2 separate regions of the Mus musculus genome follow, and region 2 is linked to region 1. The links are chromatin contacts, found by Hi-C or POLR2A ChIA-PET in ENCODE. All regions are on one chromosome and are shown on one strand. The core of a region is the stretch at or near the end of the contact, and the rest is flanking DNA. Distances in the headings are between cores, read along the strand shown. Region 1 holds the start of 1810058I24Rik (RIKEN cDNA 1810058I24 gene). Region 2 overlaps Slc13a4 (solute carrier family 13 (sodium/sulfate symporters), member 4).

Region 1 (7,469 bases), core at 2,824-5,323:
GGAGTCTGGGACCCCTGTAGTTGAATTAGGGAAAGGCTGGAAGAAGTTGAGGACAACCCCATAGGAAAACCAGCCGTCTCAACTAACCCTGAGATATCTAAGACACTAAGCCACCAACCGGGCAGCATACACTAGCTGGTTACGAGCCCCAACCCCCACCCTTCCACCCCCACCTCACATACAGTGGAAGACTGCCTGGTTTGGCCTCAGTGAGAAGACACCCCTAGCCCTCTAGAGATTTGAGGCCCCAGGGAGAAGGGAGGTCTGGCAGGGGTGGGGGTGGGGTAGGGACATCCTCTTGGAGATGGGGTGGGGGAAGAGGAATGGGACCAGGAAGGGGGTAACGACTGGACTGTAAAAAATAAGAAAGAACTGTGACAGTTCATCTGCCTATATTCTCATTAATGTGATTGCCACAGATGGAAAGATGACATAGTCACCGCTCCCCTGTCCACTACTGGTTCTCCCTTCTGCAGCAGCTTTAGTCCCATACATAAGAGGCTGCTGAGAGGGCGGAGGCCTGACTTATGTGGAGGCAGAGCAGTAGGCTTAAGTCCGTGCTATTATGGTTGATGGCTTTTGTTTTTAAATCTTTAAACAAGATTTCTACAGCTTTTAAGCATCTTCATTAAAAGTCTTGGCCATTGTTGCATTTTGAAAGTAATTTGCTGCCCACCAGATAAACAATAGCTGTTAGCTAGCACACTCTTAGGGAGACTTGTAACTGGATCCAAAGTGCAAGCCTCTTGCCTGCCGCTCCACTCCCCTGGCCTGGAATGAACCTAAGGCCTCACTCCTGGTAGACAGATGCTCTGCCACCGACATGGATCTCCATCCAGCCATTGTCTGCCACCAAGAACACAGCATTGGGCCGGCAGCAGGGTAGCTCAGTGCATAAAAGGCTTGCTGCTGAGGCTGATGCCCTGAGATTGGATTTGCAATACACATAGTAGAGGGAGAGAACTAGCTCCAGCAGGTTGTCCTCTATGTGCATGGTGGCAGAGAGCACCCACATACAGATGACTGAATGTAAGCCTGCCAGTTATCAAAGCCTGAGCATTTTGTAAGCCTGTGAGAGATGCAGAGCTAAGGAAACCATAGCTTGTGCAAGGTCAGAGGACAGCTCGGGGCAGTCAGTTCTTTTCACCATGAGGATTCCGGGCGGGCTCTTGAGCTTGGTGGCAAGTGTCTTTATGCACTGAGCCATCTTACTGCACCAGCATTACCTTATTTTCTCATCAGTGCTTCCAGAAGTGCAGGGGACTAACTTTAGAGGTCAGAGGGCAGTGGGAAAGTGTGCGGGAGGGAGGGACACAGTGGTGGTGGCAGCGGTGGCAGCAGCAGTGGCACAGCTGACCAGAATTGATATACATCCTGCAGCAGAGGGTAATGGGTAGGAAGGCCTTGCTGATGCCTGGATTCAGGAGACATGGGGAGAAGATGTTATGTGTTCCTGTGCAAAACAAAGGGGAGAGAATCAGTTTTTAGACATCGATTTACAGAGTTTTGGCATTTCAAGGGCAGGCTCTCTATTTCTGACTAAGTTAAGATAGGACTTTAATTCATTTTCACTCAGTTAATCAGTATAACTGAAGTGTATGTTCTCTTCATAATGATCTATACTGTACAAGGTGTGAATTTAGCCTTTCCTAAATCCCACTTTCCCCACATTATTTTGAAAATGTTGGATCTTCTGAAGAACTGGGAGGAATGTACAATGGATGCCTCTCGTTTTTGTCCAATCAGTAGTTGTCTATAGTGCTTTCTCCGATATGTATTCTAGGTTTCCTCCTGCGTTTGTCACACCATTGATAACACCTCAATTGTTAAATGTGTATGTATGTGTAAGTGGAGATCAGAGGTTAGTTCACCTTAGATGTCACGCTTCAGATACTCTGCATCCTACTTTCTGAAACAGGGTCGCTCACTGGCTTGGAATCCACAGCTTTGGGCTAGGCTCGATGGCTAGCAAGCCTCAGAGATTTGTCAGTCTAGCTGCCCAGCACCGGAACTCAGGTCCTCATAGCCCTGGCTGTCCTGGAACTCACTTTGTAGACCAGGGTGGCCTCGAACTCAGAAATCCGCCTGCCTCTGCCTCCGGAGTGCTGGGATTAAAGGCGTGAGACACCACTGATCAATTGATCAATAATTAAGAAAATGCCTTGGGGCTGGATCTTAGAGGAGACACATTTTCTCAATTGAGACTCCTTTCTATCTGATAACTCTAGTTTGCACCAGACTGACATGAAACTAGCCAGTGCATTGTGTTATTATTATTTTTTAGGGGTAAAAGTGATTAAATAAAAAATTCAGAATGCCTCACCCCACTTTCTCTGCAGCTATTAAAGTACACTGGGTTATTTTTTCTCAATTTAAATACATTTTAGTATGCCAAACCTATTGACCTTTCCCTTGGTGGTGTGTGATCTTTATGTTTTATTCTATTTTTTTCCCCTCTAATCAGCTCTTTTGTCAGTTTAGCAGATGAGTTGGGAGGAGGGAGAGAAGTAATGAGGTGGATGGATGGAGAAACACAGAAATGGAGGGAAATTCTGAGAGAGGGCTTGACTAGGGATGGTGGAGGAGAAAGTTGGTTGGAGAAGAAAGGGAGACATAGCTAGAGGCAAGGACATCTGGGAGCTCAAAGAACTTGACTTTGATTGAGCTGGGAGAGAGAGAGAGAGAGAGAGAGAGAGAGAGAGAGAGAGAGAGAGAGAGAGAGAGAGAGAGAGATATTTTCCTCTTTTGAGGAGGGGAGAGGCAGCAGAATGAGATACAGGGGCCCAAAGGGCAAAGGAACAAAAGGTTCGGGTCTTGGTTAGGGTTTTACTTTTGTGAGGAGACACCATGACCAAGACAACTCTTAGAAATGACAACATTTAATTGGGGCTGGCTTACAGGTTCAGAGTTTCAGTCCATTGTCACCAAAGTGGAAGCATGGCAGTATCCAGGCAGGCATGGTGCTGGCAGAGCTGAGAGTTCTACATCTTCATCTGAAGGAAGCCAGAGAGCATCCTCAAGCTGCTAGGAGGAAGATTTCCAAGTCCATCCCCACAGTGACACATTTCCTCCAACAAGGCCACACCTTCTAATAGTGCCACTCCCTGGGACGAGCATATGTAAACCATCACAGTTCAGGTAACCAAAATGGCTGGATTATATAGGGAAAAGCCTCATCGGGAAAAGCAGCCCAGCCCCTGAACTGGTGAGTTTAGGGTAGAGGGCTGCATGTGCCAGCCACACCCTGTAACAGGCCGGGACTGAGGGATGCTGGCGAGGACCAGGAGGCCAGGTCCACTTTGATATGTTAAGTAGTCCTCTGCCATTGTCCCAGGGTTAACAGCCCCACTAGGCGCAGCTGATTTGTTTTTCTGTTATTTGAAGCCAGAGTACCCCTTAACTAGATAAAGGTCAATTCCAAAGACTGAGAGCAACATGAGAAGGGTGGTTTCGATGTGCTTGTGTATGTGGGTGACCAGCAGCGCGACCGGACAAGAGTGGATTCATCTTTGGCTCCTGCATGGTAGATGATTCGCGCTCCACTTGAGGAGGAAGTAAACTTCAGATAGGTTGCTGGTGGCTGCCAGCAATCGCTACTTGGATCCAGTCGTGCCAGACTCCGCAGACCTCTCTCCATCATCTATCACGTGGCTGAGGACTACCCTTAACTAGGCTGCATAGCACACTTGTGGGCTTTTGTGAAATGGAACCTTTTCCCCCTTTTCGTCTGAGAGTCGGCTGTGGTGGAGATTAGTGTGGACTTCATAAAGGCTCCCAGGAGAGTGAGTTGTTCACTTGGCATGGCACCCGCTACCTCACCCCCACCCTGGTTTAGTAGGTAACACAGCCACGTCTGACTGTATTAATACAATTGCCAGCGTCCTTGTCACCCGGAGGCTTTGGTTCAAAGAGGCCTAGGTTTGCACCTCGCCCTCTTGCTTCCCGAGATGGCCGTCAGAGGGCGCTGCGGCTCCGCGAGTCGCTTCCGGGAATGGAGAGGGCGGGGCAGGGCGGGGCGGGGCGTAAACCGGAACCTGGCAGCGGGTTCCGCCCTCGCGCCGGGGAGGAGTCCCGGAGCCGAGCTGGAGCTGGAGCACCTCTCACACCCTCCTCGCCCTCCCCACCGACATCATGCTCCAGTTCCTGGTGAGTGGGGCCTCGGAGGATCGGGCCTCGCGGTCGCCTCGTTCCCCCGGGGTCCCGGGTCGGCGGTGCACGGCTCTGCAGTTGGGGCTCGTCGCCCTCGGGTTTGCTCGCGCAGTTTTCCTCTGGCCTCCTCCTAAGTCCTTGGGTCTTTGCCTGGGTTTGTTTATATGTAGTCCTTCAAGTTCCGAAAACTTTGGGGTGTCAGTGATATGACTGCGTTTTCAAAAAACCACTTACTGTGAGCTCTTGGCGAAATCTTCGCGGTAAGTTGGGTCGGAGGAGTCATCAAGATGACTTGGCTCCTGTCCTCTCCACGCGACTTCCCGTAGACCCCCATCTATTATATACGGCTTATTTGAGGCCTCAGAGTGCCTTTCACACGCCGTGCATTAGTCAGCCACATCACGAGGTCGCAGCGAGAGATCCACAGTGCCCTCCCTCTTCAGACCTTTACAGATTGCCCGCTTTGAGGAGTGAGTCAGACTGCCCTGCGAGTAACTCTTGTAAAAACCTGCCCCTCCCCACACCCTTTCAAGTCTCCTTTTTGAGTTAACACGTTTTTCTGGCAAAAATCAAGTATTTCTAAAATTGCCTGTTGAGGATTCTAGGAAACTTGCCAGTCAAATTTTCAGATGAAAGTTTTCAAACACTTTCAGATGAAAGCGTTTCATCTTCGAATTCTAATAAAGCAGATATCTTCTTTCTTTCCCACGGTCAGTGGCTACCTGGTGCTCCGAGAATGAGTATTGTTTACATAAAACTGCCCTACAAAGACTCAGTTGCCTCTGGGGTTTCTCTAGTGTCCTAACTAGGCCTTAGTTTAGGAGGTAGGAGTAATTAGCAGTAATTTACTTGTTAGGAATCACTTTTAAAAGCAGCATCAGCCAGCTAGTGTAAGGTGATAGGATTGGCCCTTCCACTGCATTTGCTGTTCATTGATAAGCAGGGAGAACATTAAATCGATTACACTTAACCTTTTAAGTGCTTTGCTGAATGAGGCTACCTGGTGCGGGACTAGCGCTCTGTACTTAAACATGGGTTTTGATTGGAAAATTCAAAATTTTCAACATTTATGGAGAGATGCTGAAGCCGACCATTAGATGCTTAGCTAGGATGTAACTGATGTTCCTTCTCTTGCCCTGGGTCTGTCTCCTCTTCATTGCTTTTGTTGGGAAAAGTGGAATCAGATGTACAGAGATGGAATCAACTTTCCTCTTGTGGAACTTGGTCAAACACTGCTAGTTTCTGCAAATCTTGCTTTTTACATTAGCCGTTTCAACTGTTTTCTAAATGGTTAAGAGTTTAGACCCTATCTTTAATCTCAAGGTGTGTGTGTATGTGTGTGTGTTGGGGACGTGGGGTTGGGTGGGTGTTGGCCAGGTTATTTAAATTTTCTATGCTTCAGTTTGCACCTCATGAGGTTTCAAAAGGAGCCAAGATGTTGAACACGTAAACACTAAATCGTGGTTGAGATATACTGCCCTGTCTCTTCTGTAAGGTATCAGAAATGGGAACTGGCCTCCCACTGATAGGAGAGGCTTGGGTGTGGTGGAAAGATTCCAGGCTCTTCCCTTTGATGGTGCAAGGCAGCTGAATACTTTGTAACCTCTGAGATGTTGCCTAAGTTGAAAACTTGCATTTGATTGTGTGGCTTGTCTACCCATTACCCCTATTTCCACACCGCACTCCACAGCTTGCTCCTAGCTTGGCTGAAGTTCTTTGAAGGAACACCTAGATGGGAATTGGACTGTGAGCACTGCTGTGAGTGTCAGGGCACCTGAACACTGCTACAGTTTCTGTTCCTCTTCCCCCTGGGGCCCAGTAGCATCACCTCCTCATAACTCACCCTCATTCAGCTGCTGGGGCCTGTGCACCGTGCTGTGTGGGTTCTGTCCTGGGATAGCTCAGAATTGCGGAGTGAGGGGACCATATCTGGGTGTAGCAGCTGGGAGGCTCTCTCCCTGTCTCTAATCTTGTCTCCCGCTGCTTGCTTCTGCTCTTAGTTCCTGTGAAGTGCTTAAGTCCGGAGCTGGCTGTGCTTCCTAAACTCACCCTTAGGGAACGGGCTCCTCCCCAAGCCAGCACCTTTCACATCAGCTTCCAGGACAACCTTGAATCCCCTTCTCTGTGCTTCCAGATCCCAAGTATCAACTGTCAGTGGCTTTCCTTTGCCTTTCTCTCAGCCTCTACTCATCTGGATTGAGTTTGCCTTCCTGCTTTCCCAGTCCTTTCCCCACACTTAACGCTCACATTTGAAATGTTGACATAGTCATTGATTTCTTTCTCGTATTCATGCATTCACCGGTTTATCTAGTCTTTTCTTAGAATCATGTAATACCGTAGGTGCATCTTCTTTGTTACATTGCATCCGTTTATCTGTTGATGACTGTGCGTGCCTCTCCTGTGAGGGCCTGCACGTGCAAGAAGTCTGAGGACAGCCTCCAGCAGCCGGTTCTCCTTCCCTCATGTGGGTCTAGGGGGTTGAGCTCAGGTTGCCAGGCTCGGGTGCAGGGTGTTACCCTGCTGAGCCATTTTTCCACGCCAGACCTGCTGTGTAGTCACGAGTAAGATCTTTACTTGCTCCGTGCCTCAGTTTCCCCCAGCATAAGCCTGGGCAGTAATAGTGGTTATTCCACGTGTGCATGCTTGTGAGGATCAGGCTGTGAACTAGCAGGGTTCTCCAGTCTGGCTGGCATACTGCCACTTCTCTCCACTACTAAAGGATTTGGTTGGGGATATAAAGGGACTTAGTCAATACGCAGTGAGTGACTTCGTTTGCACTCAGCTCTGCATATTGCTGGGCCCATCCGCATATTTAACTAACCATGGATTAGATAAATATGAATGAATATGAAAAATATAAATATTAGCAGATAGTTGCTCATCAATGGTATGTGTACAGTTTTTCCTTGCCGTTCCTGAGCAGTGCAGTGGGATAGACTGCCGCAGGCCTTCCATACAGTAGGTCTTATGAGTGATCAAGAGGGTTAGAGTGTATGGGAGGACATGGGGGGCTCCCGTGCAGTTGTAGGACCTGCTTGAATAGCTACAGATGTTGGTGTGGGGGGTGTCCTGGGATGGAGCCCCTCATTAATTTTAGGTCTTCCTTCTTCACCTCATTACTACCGTTGATTATAAGATAGTGGTTACAAGGTAGCTCCAGCTTCTTTTAGAGCAGGCAAACCCGTACACCTTTCCCAGAGAGATTTCATGTACTTCTGTTGAATATTGGCACATTAAGGAGGTTTTTTTTTCTCCTTCTTTTCTTCTCTAAGCAGTATTACTGAATATAAAGCATGCTTTCCTAGGAAGCAGTGAAGGGC
Region 2 (7,469 bases), core at 3,087-5,586, 36 kb after region 1:
ATATGCACAGACACACACACATATGCATATACACACATATGCACAGGCACATACATACACACATACACACATATGCACAGACACACACACATATGCACATACACACATATGCACAGACACATACATACACACATACACACATATGCACAAACACATACATACACACATACACACATATGCACAGACACATACATACATACACACACATACACACATATGCACAGACACATACATACATACATACATACATACATACACACACACACACACACACACACACACAAGAAAAATAAACCACACAGTTTAATTGGCCATTTATACTTCTTGTGAAAAGATGTAAAACCTTTAGGGAAAGAGGATGGGATTTAGCCACTGTATACAGGTAAACCCTCCTCTCTTAAATACAAATGGAATTCCCATAAAGAAGAATAAAAACCCCAAGCTTAAACATGTGACTCTTGAAATTGAGGTGTCTGAATTTTGGTTTCCATCAAAACAGTTAATTTATATTTCACTTATTTAAATTATATTGTCTTCTTTAGCTACCCAGGACTCCGATCTGGGGTTCAGAACCACCACACCCTTGTCAGAAGCCTGGCTCTCCTTATGTCCAGCCTGGGTGAGCACCTCTCCACTGTCAATCCACTGAGGCTGCTGGTAGGAAAAGCTACCAGGCATCTTGGCGCATGAGTTATCATGAGGGAGTTCCAGGAGATCTCAAGGCCTGGGTGGGGGAAACCAAGGTCATACCTTGCTCTGCATCAGAGAAGTGAAGTCTGCAGCCGACGTGCTGAAAACAAGCAAGAGAAACAGGGAAACCGTAGTGGATCATGCCTGGTGAGAGGGATGCTCTTCCTCGTGTTGGGTGCTTGGTATAAGGATCTTAATCTTATACTCAAGCTGTCTAGCCCACAAAGAGAACCAGTTTTTTCCTAGTCTTCCCTGACTCCCGGATGCGAGACCATGGTCTTGCTTCCTCCCAAGGATGGAGTGGCAGCTTCATCTGAAGTGACACCCATATTCCTAATAATTAGCAAACATAGAGGGCTGACTGGGGGAAGGCCCTTACAGTAGACTTCATTCCTATGACACTATCAAACCCCATATCAGATCCAGACTACCATCATCTTTACATCATCACTTAGCACTGGGAGGTCGGAAGTGGGTGCACAGGGGTCTCCAACTGTCTCCCTGGAGAACCTGTACCCTAATGGTGTCCTTACTACCTGACGCAAGAAGGCCACTGCCTAGAAACAGAAATATGGGACATGCTTTTCTGAGGTGACAGCAGCAAGATGGGAATGAATTTTGGGTCAGTGACTGTACCTCAGAGAGGGGGCAGTCAGCTGTATGCACTGAATCTTTCCTACATCTGAGGCTTCCTCAGTCTTTTCCTTGGAGGAAGAGGGGACTGAATCAGAGCCCCTGACATACTGAGTTTTCAGTAGCTGTATATGATCCATCTCAGTTGCATGGACTGTGAGCCTAGCAGCTGAAGGCAGATGACATGCTGGACACTCACACACAGGACAGAAGACCCTGTAATCATCAGCATGTCCAGGCTGCATCGGTGGGAGCTGAAGGAGGGTTCCAGAAAAGTGTTCTTTGGAGAATGTGCTGTCATGATTTGCCTAGACTGGCTGAAGAGGGGAAGCTAGGACCACTTCAGAAGGCAGTCCTGGGAGGTACTGGTCACAAGGAAGATGACTAAATACCCTGGCTCCCATCAGCACAGAGGATTCTGAGATGTCTAAGAACAGGTGAGCTTTTGTTTTAGACTTTTGTTACTGATACGGTGTAGCCAGAAAGGTCAGAGAGGAGAGTGACTGTGGTCCTAAGAGCAGCCTTTACTTCCTGTGCTCTACAGAGCACAATCTCCTCAGGGAGTGGACACACAGGAGAAACCAGGACTGGAGCCATTGTCAAAGCACTGCCCAGAAAACAGTGACCCCAGGAAACAAAGAGGGCTAGACCATCAGAACACTGGGAAGGACCGAGATACATGGTCGTCCAAGAGCCAACAGCCATCAGGCCTGGGTGGCAAAGAGGTCACCTTGAACCCTGAAGCAGGGTGCTCACAAGTGACAGAGCTCGGGCCTGGGTCTCAGACAAGAGTCTACCCTTTGGTCTTTTCTGTTCCCTATGTTCACCCCAACCCTGGAGACTGCAGAAGCAGCAGAGTGAGGGGACAGTAGACAAGGGACAGGAGGAGCTGGGGCAGGGGACAACGAAAGGTCAGTTCCTACCCCCACCAACTCTCATCTCTTCTTCTGCAGGCTTGGGTCCAGAGGGAACCGCTGTGGACCCACAGAAAGGGGACAAGCTTTGGAAACAGCAAAGTTTTGATATGAACCTGGGCTAGCCTGTTGGGGATCCGAAAGTGAGATCACTGTGCCTCTCCGAAGGGGCCAGAAAAGCTGTGGTATCTGAGATACCAAGAAAGGCAGAGGGCAGCAAGAACAGGGTGACCATGGAAGACAGTGGGAAGACGAAGAAGATGATGATGTTTCTGGCTGGGTCCTCTCCATGTCTGTCCCTCTCTGCGTCTGTCCCTCTCTGTGTCTGTCCAGCTCTATAGGTTGAGTTCATTCGGTATGAGCTCTTATTCTTTTTTTTTTTTTGTATTTAAACGGGCAAATTATAAAGAACCATTGTGAAATACAACTTTGAAATGGGTTGTATTCGGGGCTGGAGAGATGGCTCAGTGGTTAAGAGCATTGTATTGCTCTTCCAAAGGTCCTGAGTTCAATTCCCAGCAACCACATGGTGGCTAACAACCATCCATAATGAGATCTAATGCCCTCTTCTGGTGTTTCTGAAGACAGCTACAGTGTACTTACATATAATAATAAATATATGGGCTGGAGCCAGCGGGGCCAGAGTGAGCAGAGGTCCTGAGTTCAATTCCTAGCAACCACGTGATAGCTCACAACCATCTGTACAGCTGCAGTGTACTCATATACATAAAATGAATAAATCTTTTAAAAAAATGGGTTGTATTCACCATGGAATACCCTTAAAGACCACGTATGTTTGTATGTATGTATGTATATATGTATATATGTACTCTGAAAAGAAGTCAGCTGTTGATGGACCCCACAGCATTTGAATGCTCAAGACCATGTTTCTCCTTTCCTAGCTTCAGCTTGCTAGAGCATCAAACAGCCTGTCAACAACTGTCCCCCAGTATTCTAACCGCATCAGTACAGATGTAGTTGTACTTGGCAGCCATAGGGCGGCTCCTACATCTACTTGGAATTAACGTGGGTCTTTGTATTCCTCCTTATTCCCAAGTGTTCTGGAATTAGGGGAGACCCCCTCAAGATCGTCAGAGGTAGATCCTATGGATGGGGACAAGATGGCGAGCTTGGCACATGCATCTAAAAGAGACGATTTGGTCTTATCTTTCCTGTCCTCTTTAATGGCCCCAAGAGGCTCCGTCTGGGAAGAGGGATGGTCATACTCACTCTTCATTGACAAAGATGAGTTCCATGGACGTCTGTCTGTTGTTTACATCAAGACCTAAAGTGGTAAAGAAACACAGGAAGTTAAAACTAAGGCTGCAGTGGACCCCGTATGTGGAAGGCCAGGGGCTCAGGGCAGGGGCAGAGGTGTGATGGCCTCTCCCCTTCTCTCTGCTCTGAAGGCATAGTGGGGCTGTAGATGCAGGCAGACACCGGAGTTTTGTAATAATGCTTGAGAAATTGGGACAAAGAGAAGGGGTGGAGGATGCCTGTGAGCAACGTAGGAAGAATGAGAATGGGCTAAGGGTAGCTTGGGTTGTGACTGCTGGCATGGCCAAGAGGCTCCAATGAAGATGGGCACCAGGCTGGGGGGAGGAGCAAAGGGGAGATGGGCCCCCAGTGAACTGTACCCATGAGCTCAGCCTCCTCAGTGCCGGCTGCCAGCTGTTCCTCCTCAGCGTTGATGAGCTCCTGCAGCACCGCCTCCACGATGGGCATCACCATGGCGGTGGTGGAGGTGTTGGAGAGCCACATGGACAGCATGGTGGTACAGCACATGAAACACAGCAGGAGCCTGGAGGGCAGGGACGGTTGGGCAGAGCGTTATCCTGATGAATTATGACCCTAATGAGCCCCCAGGTGCCATTCACCTCTAAACTCCCAGAACTTGGTGCGGGGTAACCCTTTATTTCAGCATTGGTCCAGCAAATGATTCCCAAGCCGTGGCTAGTGACCATGGCCAGGAAAAAAGCTTTTAAAGAAAGAAGGGCTAGCTTTGATAGAAAGGATCCAGGGTAGGGACTCAGAGGCTGTTCCCTTCTCTCTGTGTGGACGTTAGGTGGAGCTCTGTGGTGTGTCTCTTATGCATAAGGGGATCTTTTTCCCCTCCCCTGCAGCCAGCAAGTCTAGGGCACCCCATGCTCTGAGCAAGTCAGCACAGTAATTTGGGAGCAAACAGTCCTGGCACTTCGTTCTCCCACGACTTGTCCCAGTGCCAACTAGCTGCAAGGATGGCCACAAAGCCACAGTAGTCTCCCCTGTCCGTGTGTGCGTGTGTGTGTGTGTGTCTCCAGCTGGTCTCTGAAAGCGTCAAGCTTGGAGGAGCACAGAACAAAAATAACCTTCAAATGATTTCCCTTTGACTTGGAAGCACAGTGCAAACCGTGCCTGTGCAGACCTGGGGCTTGCTGCCTAGGAGAGGTGGAGACAAAGATGACTTGTTTATACTTCAGATGACTTTGCACAAAGGAGACAGCACATGTGTGGATTGTGCCCAAGCAGGGCTGAGTCCTGGCAGTGTTTTGTTTGAGCTGAGAGCAACATAGCTCTCATGTTTGGCACACCCACTGATAGCGCGCCATGATATCGAGCCATGCCGGCATGAACTTGCTGGGTAGTGTGGTAAATAGGGAAGAAGGCAAACCCAGACAGGTGGACATTCTTGTTGATAGGATAAAGATTTCCAGAGCTATGCAGGGGCTGGAGATGTGGCTCGGGGCTTGAGTGCTTGCTTAGGGCAAGGATGAGCGATTGCTTCATTCATTCTCTCCACCCCTCCCCCAGTACCACAAGGGAAACAAAACAAAAAACAGAACAGAGTCAAAGGAGCCACAAGGTCCCACTATGTTGGAAGCAATGCTCCTTGTGTGCCTTGGAAGCACAGAGTGGGCAGCCGGTTGCTGGGCCTGGGTGGCTTTAGCCATAATTAGCAAGGCTCTGCTTTGCAACCTGGGAGTCAGGGGCGGGCTTCAGAGTTCCAAGAACTCATTTGAAAGACTAATGCTGAAAACAGTGCTACATTGTTTCTAGTCTGCTCTTCCAGCGGGTGCAGCAGCTTGCATAGACGTAGGAGCCGGAGCCGTTAGGAGTGGAGAAAGGGAAGAGGAACAAAGGAGATCCTGTGCAGTGGGAGCAAGGCTCACACAAAACTGTCCACCCTGATGCCCTCACGAATGCTGTGAGGGTGAGGATGCCCCCTTGCTGGGTCTCTTGATGGCCGAGTGGAAGGAGAAAGAGGGAGCATGTGAGGCATTGAAGCAACACTCCCCCCACCCCCCTCAGCAACTTGGGTGGATGGGAAGAGATGTTCATGGCTTCTTAAATGACAATGGAAAAGCCACCCAATTCTTTGACCTATGTGCACTCTAACCCACAGGCAAAAAAAAAAAAAGAGAAACTGTTTCTGTTTGGTCCATTTTATGCTTTCTCACAAGGCCCTCAGGTGTTGCAAACCTGTCCTTGTGGTCCAGGTTGTGAAGAGAATTCCTTAGATTCAGGTGATAGTAACATCAGGGCTACCATTCAGATCTGTATTCTGTGGCTATCAGGATCACTCCTAGTTATTGGGATCTCTCTCACAGGTGCGGGAGGTGGGAGTCCATCATCCTGGTGTCACCTCCCACTTAGCAGAGGAACCACTGCCCCAGGACCCCACATGCCATGTGACTCACATGCCAGGCTTGGCTCCCGCCATCAAGACCATGCGCAGGGCGATGCGCTTGTGTAAATTCCACTTCTCCACAGCTGCTGCCACACAGATGACGCCCACCAACAGCAGCGTGGTGTTCTTGAAGTACTCAGCCGCCACCTGTAGGGGGGTCAGGAAGGCCAGTCACCACCTGGGAAGAGGCCATGGGCAGGACAGTGTGTTCTCAGAGGCAGAGGCTGATGAAGTAGAAGCAGTGAGGGGAGGCTTATTCAAATAACTGGGTAGTTCCTTATCTTCTTCAGCTCTGACATCAAACCCAGGGTCTCTCCCACGTTGGGCAAGCATTCTACTACTAGCTAGAATAGTTGGTTGTTTAAAAATACCAACTCTGCTAGGCAGTGGTGGCGCACACGTTTAACCCCAGTACTTGGGATGGAGAGGCAGGTGGATCTTCGACTTGGAGGCCAGCCTGGTCTACAGAATGAGTTAAAGGACATCCAGTACTATGCAGAGAAACCCTGACTCAAAAGCTAAGAACTAGACTTACTGCCACACTCAGTGGGATAGAAATTTTGAAGGTACTTTTACAATTTTTACTCCCCCTCCCCATTTCACTCAAATGAGAAAGAACCAATACATTAATAAAGAAAGAATAAACTTATATTTTTTGTCCTTCACTTTGATTAACCCTCCCTTCTCGTCCACATGTCTCCCTGGTACATCCAGCCCCGTCCCTGTTGGATCCTTCCGTTCTCAGAATCCCTTTCCTCATCACCTATGTTCTGCTACATTCTCACTTGGAACATTCTGTCTTTGTGTCTGGCTGTGCATTTGGAACAGGCTTCAAAGCCAAGTTCAGGCCTGGTGCCCTCCAGAACACCTTCCTTTGCTTCTAAACTCTGATTGTTCCCTGGGGACACTATTAATTCCTTGCAATGTAGAGCACTCAGGGCTAGGCTGGGATTGTGGCTTTAGTTAATTCCATACACCATGGAGTGCTCAGGGCAAGGCTGAGATCAGGGGTATACTGTAGTTGGCTGAGTTTCTATATCCACCTCTTCAGTCTTTTAGTAAAACCTTTAAATTGCCAACAGTGGAATAACATGCAAAAGTAGATACTCAATAAATAATAGTCACATAGTTAGAGGATCCATGGCAAAAAAGTGAGGAGATGAACTTTTAACTTAAAATGTCTTTTAAGGTGACAAAACAAGAACAGTTTTAATGGCAGGAAAAATAATTGAGACATAAAGGACATTTAAGTATAGTGAAATATGTGGGAGTCAACAATGTTTATAAAACCACACTAAGAGTTATCTTTTGATTATTGAACATAAAAAAGTTGAGGGGCTAGGAAGATGGCATGCCGGATAAAAAAGTATGTGCCAGCCAGCCTGAGTATAGGAGTTTGAATCCCCTGGACCCATGTTAAAAGCTAGATTTGGTAGCATGCATCTGCAATCCCAGTACTCCTGTGGGGGAGAGGGGAGGCAGAGACAGAGTCATCTGGAAGTCCTTGGGCCAGCTACACTGTCACACTGTGGCAGAAACAAGAGGGACCTACCTTAAATAAGGTG

The links. Hi-C counts contacts between places; a loop is a spot of excess contacts on that map. ChIA-PET counts read pairs that join two places held with the same protein, here RNA polymerase II (POLR2A).
Region 2: a loop to region 1 is called in a map of left cerebral cortex, with 2.7 times the contacts of the local background. The contact joins the enhancer-like site here to the promoter of 1810058I24Rik in region 1. A Hi-C loop is called at or near these places in 7 of 37 maps with a recorded cell type or tissue (heart and left cerebral cortex). POLR2A ChIA-PET finds 5 or more read pairs at or near these places in 2 of 5 experiments (Patski and embryonic stem cell).

Annotation. Positions count from the first base shown.
Region 1 is chr6:35,248,637-35,256,105 of GRCm38, forward strand. 1810058I24Rik (RIKEN cDNA 1810058I24 gene) reads left to right here and starts at 4,074. Exons shown (of 3, transcript NM_001384235.1): 1 at 4,074-4,146. The coding sequence starts at 4,132.
Region 2 is chr6:35,283,880-35,291,348 of GRCm38, forward strand. Slc13a4 (solute carrier family 13 (sodium/sulfate symporters), member 4) reads right to left here. Exons shown (of 16, transcript NM_172892.3): 3 at 5,915-6,051; 4 at 3,875-4,038; 5 at 3,468-3,522; 6 at 751-790. Among named protein-coding and RNA genes, the nearest start is that of Slc13a4, 21 kb to the right of the region's middle. Within about 2 kb of position 4,337, at least 1 of the 3 ENCODE cell types and tissues checked has a DNase peak (open chromatin) inside an H3K27ac peak, as active enhancers do; it is heart, where a contact is called at or near this core.